Linked DNA regions of Homo sapiens: regions 1, 2 and 4 are each linked to region 3. Evidence: chromatin loops called from intact Hi-C (ENCODE). Cell type or tissue: Caco-2. All regions are shown on one strand.

What was found. Peaks named below come from ENCODE experiments on the same cell type or tissue, not always from the same donor. Only the 100,000 strongest peaks of a DNase experiment are listed, where the experiment ranks them.
Region 1: it touches region 3 in a loop (19-fold over the local background); 10 of 110 quality-filtered maps call a loop at or near these places.
Region 2: it touches region 3 in a loop (13-fold over the local background); 3 of 110 quality-filtered maps call a loop at or near these places.
Region 4: a loop joins it to region 3, with 9 times the contacts of the local background. A loop is called at or near these places in 10 of 110 quality-filtered maps.

The regions. Positions count from the first base shown.
Region 1 is chr11:31,239,351-31,241,850 of GRCh38, forward strand. DCDC1 (doublecortin domain containing 1) reads right to left here. Exons shown (of 39, transcript NM_001387274.1): 9 at 2,100-2,266. Among named protein-coding and RNA genes, the nearest start is that of DCDC1, 130 kb to the right of the region's middle. In Caco-2, a CTCF peak has its summit at 1,159 (motif pointing right); a DNase peak (open chromatin) is centred at 1,151.
Region 2 is chr11:31,105,615-31,108,114 of GRCh38, forward strand. DCDC1 (doublecortin domain containing 1) reads right to left here. Exons shown (of 39, transcript NM_001387274.1): 13 at 1,183-1,346. Among named protein-coding and RNA genes, the nearest start is that of DCDC1, 260 kb to the right of the region's middle. RefSeq lists a silencer at 1,476-1,655. In Caco-2, a CTCF peak has its summit at 1,551 (motif pointing right); a DNase peak (open chromatin) is centred at 1,567.
Region 3 is chr11:31,386,099-31,388,598 of GRCh38, forward strand. All of the region lies in intron 2 of DNAJC24 (DnaJ heat shock protein family (Hsp40) member C24), which reads left to right. Among named protein-coding and RNA genes, the nearest start is that of DNAJC24, 17 kb to the left of the region's middle. In Caco-2, no CTCF peak of the experiment used is centred here; a DNase peak (open chromatin) is centred at 1,563.
Region 4 is chr11:31,235,287-31,237,786 of GRCh38, forward strand. All of the region lies in intron 9 of DCDC1 (doublecortin domain containing 1), which reads right to left. Among named protein-coding and RNA genes, the nearest start is that of DCDC1, 130 kb to the right of the region's middle. In Caco-2, no CTCF peak of the experiment used is centred here; no DNase peak of the experiment used is centred here.

The DNA of each region.
Region 1 (2,500 bases), 150 kb before region 3:
GTCAGGCTTAACACCTAAGCACTGATGGTCTGTTAAGGGTATGACTACAGGGACTTCTCTAAACATTCAAATAATTTTAAATTAAGTCTTAATATAACACTACAAAAGAAGAAAACCTCAAGCATACATAAAATAGAGCACATCTAAAGCAACAGAAATTTACATAAAAATACATAATGAGCAAACTTCTGCTTATTTTTCTTCATTTTTATATTTCCAAATAAAACTTAAGTATCATATTAAAACTGCTGAATGTAAAGCTATGAATTATTACAACTTAGTGGAAGAAAAAAGCTTTAGGAGAAATGGCAAAGAGCATAGGTTTCAAAATATTCTTAAATTTCATATAATGTTGAAATCTTTACAGACTGCCCAAACAGACAATCACAGAGACACTAAAATGTTAAATTTTGTTCATAATTTAATATTTAATAAAATATATTTTTCATCAATTTTGAGTCATAAAGAATTTTTTAATGAAAGCAGTAAGTAATTCTGAAAGTATTTTTTTCTTACAATGCACAGAGCTCTTTTAAATCTAGTATAGCAATTTATACTTCTTTAAATTTTACATGTTTAAGACAGTGGAAGAAAAACATGCCATTATTTCTGGGATGTTTCTTATTTCTAACATCCTTACTTGAAATAAAACTTAGAAAATGTTTAAGCTTGTCTTTAGATTTTATTTAAACAGTGCTTTTCCTGAATTGGAGAATTGTCTCATTATTTCTTCTAACATTAAATAATTTTAAATTTCAATAAGTGGAATCAAACCACATTAATTCCAAAAAATTATTGTAATGCAATTAATCATGATCCATTTTATAATATCATGATATCTTAAAACTTAAATAATATTTCAACTACAATAATTTAATCTAAATGCAATAAAATATTTTATACTAGTTTCTATATATAATGGCTTAATAAAGAACATTCGTTTGGATTTTTCTTTCTTTCATTGTATTATTATGAATAGTCTTATCTATGATAATTATAATCCTGTTTCTGGATTTGCTGAATATAACGAGACAAACCAAACACATTTTGCGAAGTTTTCTTGGGAAGATGTTTTTTGCTAGTTCTGGATACCTTAGTACAACACTTTATTCCAAAGTCAATACAAGTTGTTCTTTTCCAAACTCGACAGCAGGAGGTGCTGTGTGAACACTAAGACTGATAGCCCATTCCCACCTCCCCTTCCTCTCTGCAAGCAGAGAATAATATAGCATGATGCTTTCAAAATATTCATTTTTCAGCAGTCTGTGGTCTCGGATAATGAGCCCAGTTCTAAACTGGAACCTCCCAGTTCAAAATATAAAACCTAGTCCTCATTTAGCTTGGTAAAAACATGTGCTTCGATTCTTAAAACCAAGTACAAAGAGGATTTTTTAAATGTGGCAATTCCATTTTTATGTTATAAATGGCATCAGTTATTCTGCTTTACAAATGTGAATCCTACTTTAAGATAAATCAAAAGTCCCTATACATGATTATAAAAATACCAGCCTTTACCCACACACATACAAACATGAAATAAATACACAGGAATTAAAGGACAAAATCCGGTTTAACCTGATTCAAATAAACTAACTCTGTTTCTATACTTTTGACTCCTGAAACAGACAAGTTAAATAAGGATAAATGAAGTAAGCTACTCTTGACATGAAGTTGATTCACGATTTCATTTTTCAGAATGTGATTTGTTGTATTCTAGCCCCCATAAATCTGATTTTATGCTGGAAAAAAATAGAATGCTAAACATTTCAACCTTCAAATGACTTAGGAGCTATTTATTCTCTTATTTAAAGTAATTGTCTATAGAATTTCCATGTAAGAAGCTGCCTTCACTTTGCCCAGTATGCGCTGCAAGAAAAGATGAGACATATGACATCTTATACCAAAAGACAGATACAATTAGCTCCATTATTGTTGGCTTTGAGATTACAGAAACAGCATTTTTGGCTCCCTAACAGGCACTGAGCTCACAAAATACATGTCACAGTTCTTTTATGACACAAAGCCAATCATTGCCTCTATACAACCAAGTATATTTTTAAAACATATAATAAAGAAATTTTTAAAGAGGGATGACTCACCTGTTTATAATATTTTTTTGCAGACTTTAATCGTTGGTACAGGGCCAAAAGAACTCCTTGGATGTACATCTTAGCTCCTGAGGGGCTGAAACCTTCTCCCTTAGAGACCCAAAGTAGTCCTCGCAAAGGTGTGATGGAATTTTGCAGGCATTTTTCAAGCAGAGGAACTATGCAAGAAAAGAAGGGAAAAAAATTCTTTTGACCCAACCCAACCGAAATACACTGCCTGGAACACAGCCCCAATACCAGAGCTAACTCTTAACATCTATTATTTATAACTGACCTGGGTTAAGTCTTAGAGAGGCAATTCCTGCGTTACTAGTGGCCACCATGAAGGATGTATTTATATTGAGACACCCCCCATGCAAGACTCATAAGCTTTGTGAGCACACCTGAATAGT
Region 2 (2,500 bases), 280 kb before region 3:
CAAAAACTTACCATTCCTTAGAGATTTTTTAATTCTCTAAATTACACAGCCTAAGAAATCATCAAGCATTTTAATATTTCATCTGGGACAGATGAAATAAAATTTTGTAACATGTGATCCACAACTTATTCTAGCAACATCTTCCAAAACCTTGATGGATTTCTGAGTACATTTGTTTCAGTATTCGAAATTTTAACTATTTGAATATATAGCAAATCCAATAGCCCTTGCTTTGCTAAGATTTAGGTTTATTTATGCTATTTTCATTATAGTTAATATATGATCAGTTATACTCTATATGAAAAATTATTTTCCCTTATTCTGTTCTACAGATAATAAGCTAAAAAAATTAAAAATAGAGAAGTGTGTTTAAGTTTCCTGACAAGCAGTTTCAGAGTTCATCTGGATGTGTTCTGTCAAAATATGCATAAATTTCCTAGATATTGAAAACAACAGCCCAGCTCATCAGTGCCTATATACTGCAGCCTTTTTCTTTCTTCAGAAACACAGATAATTTTATGCAGGAATTTACCAATCTACAAAAATTTACACAATGCTCAGCAATAACCAGTAATTATTGTGGGATAATGTAAGGTGCTTTTGAGGAATATAACTTTGATAGGATAGGGCTTACAAGCTTTACCAATTTATCTTTAGCTGTCCTGTCATTGGTGCTTAAAAGGTTAAGACTTTATTTGTGAAAACATAGAGAGATAGTGGGGAATCATGTTGTCTACAGCTTCATAAATCTTGCTTAAGATCCTTTTCAATTACCATCCATTTCTCCTTTAAAAAGGGACAAAAAAAATAGAGGAGTGGAAGCAGGTCAGGGCAGTGTGCGACAATGACAGTGTGATGGGCTTGGGCCCCCCGTGGCGTTTCCATCTGCTATCATTAAGGTGACTACTCAGACATGAACAAATCCCTCTTGCTGTGCTGACAGGCAGACTTCAAGAACTATGACAAGGCATTAAGACAGAAAGTCACAGACAGAGATAGAGAGAGAGAAGGAGATGTCATATTCCACCAACAATACTGCCTTGCAAAAACACCTCTAAAATTTTATTGGAATTCAAAATAAAAAATGTTTCATGAAGGGTGCTACTTGACTTCTCAAATCCGCTTTCAAATTAGCTCTCCCCTGGAAAGATTGAGGACAGAAAACAAACCCCTTGCTCCTACCTGTATGCTCTACCATAAGAGACCCAAATTTTTTGCTCATTCTTCAGCGAAAGTGGATTCTTAATTTCTTGGCCATTCTCATCAAAAAGCCGCATTGAAGAATAATTGAGGCCTGGTGGGTTGATGGAAGAACCTTGAAGCCTTTGATGAATCTTGAGAAGTAACTGGTTGGGGGTTAGAGGGGCAGAGGGGATAGAGGAGAATAAATAACCTAAAATGGGAACATCTGTAATAAACTGTCTCTACTCTGTAACAAATGAAGTCCAAACAAATGATAATTAAATTCATATAGAATGTTAAAAGAAGTGTGAAATGACGGCAATGTTTAGCTCAGTGTAAAGTAACAAAATGAGCATGGGCTTTTAACCAGCAGGGGGGGCCACAGGCTTGTGATTGAGCTCTGACCCTTTGGCACGGGGACTGAAAGCAGATGTGACAGTCTTACAGAAAGAGCATTTAGCTTCTACACATGGTAACGGTCCTCTTTGATAAGGGTTACGCTTTTCTTGTCTGAGCTACACATTTTGTTAGGGGCCTTCCAGACCACGTTCAAGTTTCACAATCACCAATCTCCCTGTCCCCAGCAAATCTCAGGTAACCAGTAGTAGGACAACTGCCAAAATTAAAATGACTTTTAGCCTAAGTTGGTTCACTTACAAAGATCTCTCCCTAGAAGCATTTTAATTATGAACCCTGAAATAGCTTGTGGACATCTTCAATAATGAATGTTTTTAAGTTGTAAGAAAGACATCATGGAAGTGTGAAGTATGAAAAGCTGTCATTTAATATTTAAGATAATAGCATTATCAGTGTTTGCTTCTATCTTGCATTTAGAGTCTCTAAATTATCAAGATATTTCTAATTTAGGGCATATTTCAAATATAAAGTAAATCTAACAGAACTGTGCTGCATATGGTATTTGAAAAGACATTTTTCATTATCCTCTGTCACCTTTGTTTAAGTGTTTCAGCCTTTGCTCTTCCTTGCTCTGCACTCCACCCTATCCATCACTCTTCCCCCAGCCTTCTGTCACGGGGTTCCTTTTCATCTCTCCCTTGTCAGTTCTTGTGTCTCTCGGTTTCTTGTTATCCTGTAATCCCTGCAGGGATGTAGATATAGCTGTGGTCTTTTCTGGCCTAACTGCAGTTCAGGGTCCTTTCTTTTCTTTTCTTTTTTGCTCCTCTATTAATCCCCATTGAGGGTATATTGAGAAGTGCTAAATGCTGAGGCTTAGAGGAAAGAAGGGAAAGTCACAGGTCTTCCATGCATCTCAGGTGTCTCACGATTGGCTGTAAACTCTTGACTGAGCAAATATTTC
Region 3 (2,500 bases):
TTCCAATTCCAGCAAACCCTGCCACCATGAGCTAAAGTTCTCTGGGGTCATAAGTAAACTTGAAAGGCAGTCTAGGCCACAAGGGTTGTAATTCCTGGACACGTGTTATGCTGGGCTCAGAGCCAGTTGACTTGGGGTCCACGTGACCTGATGAGATACCAGCTAGGGTGGCCCAGGGAGTACTTGCATCAACCCTCCCCCAACCCTAGGCAATGCAGCTTACAACTCTGGGAGAGATTCCTTCCTTCTGCTTGAGATGAAGATAGTAGAGAGTAAAGGCAACTATGTCTGGCAACTTGGATGCCAGCTCAGCCACAGTAGAATAGGGTATCAGGCAGAGTCCTGAGGCCCCCCATTCTAGGCTGTAGCTCCTAGACTACATTTCTAGACACACCATGAGCCAGAGGGGAACCTTCTGCCTTGAAGGGAAGGATCCAGTTCTAGCAGGATTCATCACCAGCTGACTAAAGAGATGTTGGGCCTTGAACATCACTGGTACCCAGGCAGTACTTGCTGTGGGCCTTGGGTAAGACGCAGGGCTGTGCTGGCTTCAGATGTGACCCACCACATTTTCAGCTATGGTGGCCATGGAGAGAGACTCCTGCAGAGGAAAGGAGAGAGACAAGTAAAGGGACTTTGTTTTGTACCTTGGATACCAGCTTCGCTACAGTGGGGTAGAGCACTAAGTGGGTTCCTGGCATCCCCAGCTCCAGACTGTGGCTCCTGAACAACATCACTGGACCTTCCCTGGGCCAGGAGGAGCCCACTGCCCTGAAGGGAGAGACCCCGGGCTGGCAGCATTCACCCCAAGCTGACTGAAGAGTCTGTAGGCTTTGAGTGAACATCAGTGGTAGCCAGGCAGTACTTGCTGCAGGCCTGGGATGGTGGTGACCATAGGGGAGAGACTCCTTCTGCATGAGGAAAAGAGAGGAAAAAGTGGGAAAGACATTGTCTTGTGGCTTGGGTGCCAGCTCAGCTACAGTACAATAGAGCACCAGATAGACTCCTACGATTCCAACTCCGGGCCCTGGTCCCAGATAGCATCTCTGGGTTTGCCCAGGGCCAGGGGGATCTTACTGTCCTGAAGGGAAGGACAGAAGCCTGGCTGAATTCAACACCTGCTAATTATAGAGCACTGCGACCTTGAGTGAACATAGGTAGGTAGCCAGGTAGTGGTCACTGTGGGCCTTTGGGCAAGAACCAGTGCGGTGGTGGCTTCAAGTCTGAGCCACCACAGTCCCAGTGGTGATGGCCACAGAGGTGCTTGTGTTACCCCTTCCCCAGCTCCAGGCAGCTTAGCACAGAGAGAGAGAGACTGTATTTGGGGGAAAATAAGGGAAGAGTACAAGAGCCTGGCTAGTAATCCAGGGAATTCTCCCAGATCTTACCCAAGATCACCAAGGCAGTAACTCTACAAGTCTGTAAGAGCCACAGCATTACTGGGCTTGGGATGCCCTCTAATGAAGATATACGAGCAGTGACCAAAGACTTAGATTACAACACACAAGTCTCTCTGAATACTTGGAATGCCTTCCCAAGAAGGACAGGCATAAACAAGCACAGACTACAAAGACTGCAATAAATTCCTAATTCTTCAATGCCCAGGCACCAGTGAACATCCACAAGCATCAAGACCATCCAGGAAAACACGACCTCACCAAACAAACTAAATAAGGCAACAGTGGCCAATGCCAAAGAGATAGAGATATGTGACCTTACAAATAGAGAATTCAAAATAGGTGTTTTGAGTGAAATTTAAGATAACGCAGAGAAGCCTTTCAAAATCCTATCAAATAAATTTAACAGAAAGATGGAAATAATTAAAATGAATCAAGCAGATATTTTGGAGCTGACAAATGGAATTCATATCCTGAAGAATTCATCAGCATATCTTAACAGCAGAATTGATCAAGCAGAATAAAGAATTAGTGAGCTTGAAGACAGGCTCCTTGAAAATACAGTCACAAGGGACAAAAGAAAAAAAAATAAAAAAAGAAGGAAGCATGCCTACAAGACCTAGAAAATAGCCTCAGTAGGGCAAATCTAAGAGTTATTAAACTTAAAGTGGAGGTAGAGAGAGAGAGGCGTAGAAAGTTTATTCAGATGGTTAATAACAGAGAACTTCTCAAACCTAGAGGAAGATATCAATATTCAAGTACAAGAAGGTTATAGAACACCAAGCAGATTTAACCGAAATAAGACTACCTCAAGATATTTAATAATCAGATTCCCAAAGGTCAAGGACAAAGAGAGGATCCTAAAAGCAGCAAGAGAAAAGAATCAAATAGCATGCAAAGGAGCTCTAATGTGTCTGGCACCAGCCTTCCCAGTGGAAACCTTACAGGCCAGGAAAGAGTAGCATGACATATTTAAAGTGCTGAAGGAAAAAAATCTTATTCTAGAATAGTATATCCAGCAAAAAATATCCTTCAAATATGAAGGAGAAATAAAGACTTTTCCAGACAAATACAAGCTGAGGGAGTTCATCAACCAGACCTGT
Region 4 (2,500 bases), 150 kb before region 3:
GAAAAAATGCATTAATAATATATTAATGCCAAATTATTCATCTCAGGGAAACTTAAAGTGCCTACCTCTATAAACTTAGAAAAATGGTCCATATTCTGTAAAGGGAGAGTTGAGTAGAAAAAAAAAACACAACTTTCCTTGTTAAGTCAATCTGTATCCATATTAAGTTTACTTTATCTGTATTATAATTAAAACACTTAAATTGGGATTTTTATAAAATTTTCTATTCAGTCACAAGTACAGAGGATAAATGATTTTTAAATATTTCCATATTAGTTCATTCAAAAAGTATTATAAAATGAAACAATTTAAATAATTTTTAATTAATCAAGAAAAGTAAGGTGATAACTAATATTTTTAATATGTTGATAAAGATGGAGACATATTCCTAGATGATCCCCAAATGGAATTCACTTTTCATCAAAATGTTCAGAATTGCATAAGCAGAAAAGTCTATCTTTCCTTTATGAGATGCAGTTTTTAAGTTAAAAATATTTATTTTAAAATACCATTTGAAACGTAAGTTGGCCCTTATTCTTTGGAGAAGGTTTAACATTAATACAGATAATTTTTCTAATTGAAAGACACCCAGCTGAGATGTCAATAAAGCTCTCTGGTTTTACAGAACTGAATTACCATGTAAAAAAGAAAAACCTCTATTTTTTTCCAAAGTGAATTATTTAATAAATAGTTTTCATGATAAAAAGTTCAATTTTGAGCTAGAGATACATATTTGACACTTGGTAGTATAATTCTAAGAGAATTAGAGAAAAACACAGATTTGAAAATTTTCTCCTGACCTAAACAGCTTTATGACAAGTCAAATGAAATGTTCCATGAAGATAAATATGTCATGGATAAATGATGGAAAATAAACACTATTTCAATATCACTTCTTATTTTATTCCACTGTCACTTCCCCCCTCTCTGTAATAATTACCTATGCACAAACTCTAGATGGCAATATTGCACTTACTGTACTTTTGAGAAAATTGTCACAGTCGATCTCCACATATCCTCTTTATCAACATTTTATGTGCCATGGATCTATAGCCTCTTATTATAAGTGTAATGAAGCAGAAGTTATTGAAGCATTTTATTGATTGCTCAGATCACAAGTTTACTGCCATACTGAATTGGCACCTTACTCACTGAAGCAAACTGCTGACACCTTTTTTAAAAAGTGACAACTACATCTATTTCATGACCAGAAATCCATTTTCATCTCTATCAAGACAAGAATGCAATTTTCACTTCATTTAACTGATGTTAGGCCTGCTCAAAGCATGACACTTAGAAAGAGACACAAGTTTAAGGTTCTTAAAATACTTCAAGTAACTAGAATGCAGCTTGGTTTCAGGAAAAAAAAAATCAACAATCACTCAAATCTACAAACAACCTAATATTCTAAAAAAAATTACTTACCAGAACCTTCAGAAGTAGTTTTCATCTCGAAATGACTATCACACTATTTTCATGTTTTTAATAGTATATTATGTTTATATATTATAGATTTTGTTCCAAGGTTTCAAAGGATAATTAGGAAGTTTGTTAAAAACTGAAATATTTTAAGTGTTGTCACAGAAAGGCTAAGTCAAAGAAACAGCTCAATTTTTAAAGTATATACAGAAAATGAAATAGAGATAGTTATTCATTCAATGATGTAGAACCAATAAATTATTTTAATTGACACAGGATCTGAAAAGACAAACTTCAAGCACTTCTTTTTTGAAAAATTAAAATACTAAGATTCCTTTTAAAATACTTTATGCAATAAACAAATTTTGTCAATAATAAATGTAATTCAAGCATATTTTGAGATGAATCAATTCTGGATAGAATTATATTATACTATTGTTTGATACCTAATTACCAAACTTATTGAAAGTGTGGATAAAGTGAGCCAACATTAACTTACACAATTTTTTAAACAAAATCTAAGTGCTTTGGTAGAGCTTAGTTTTAGTATGTTAACAAAATACATTTCAATTTTAAACTGCAAAAACAATATATACTCAAGCTAGATGGTTATTTCCTCATCAAATAATATGCCCACAAAATAAATCTGCAATATTGTTACAATTTAAAAAGTAAAACCTAATTTTTGAAATAGAAATTCAGTACCTGAGATTGCTAAACACAATATGCCAAATATAGAACTTTTACATATAACATATATAACAGCATCCAAAAAAGTTAACTTGCTTAAATTAATAAACAAAAGAGACTACATACATGCAAAAAAATTTAAATTTAAATCACTCGGGCCAAAAATTATATAAACCTCAACAAACTTTATTAAGTAATGATTTACTACAAATAGCTCAAATACACATTTCAAAATTAAAATTACAGAAATAAAACATTTTCCCACAACTTCAGACATAAATAGAAATTGCAGTGTTTTTCAATACACTACCAAAGTTTAGAAAATACCCCAAGAATTTAAGAAATATTGGAGAATACTTTGGTTTATTTATTTTGCTTTAAGTAATCAAAT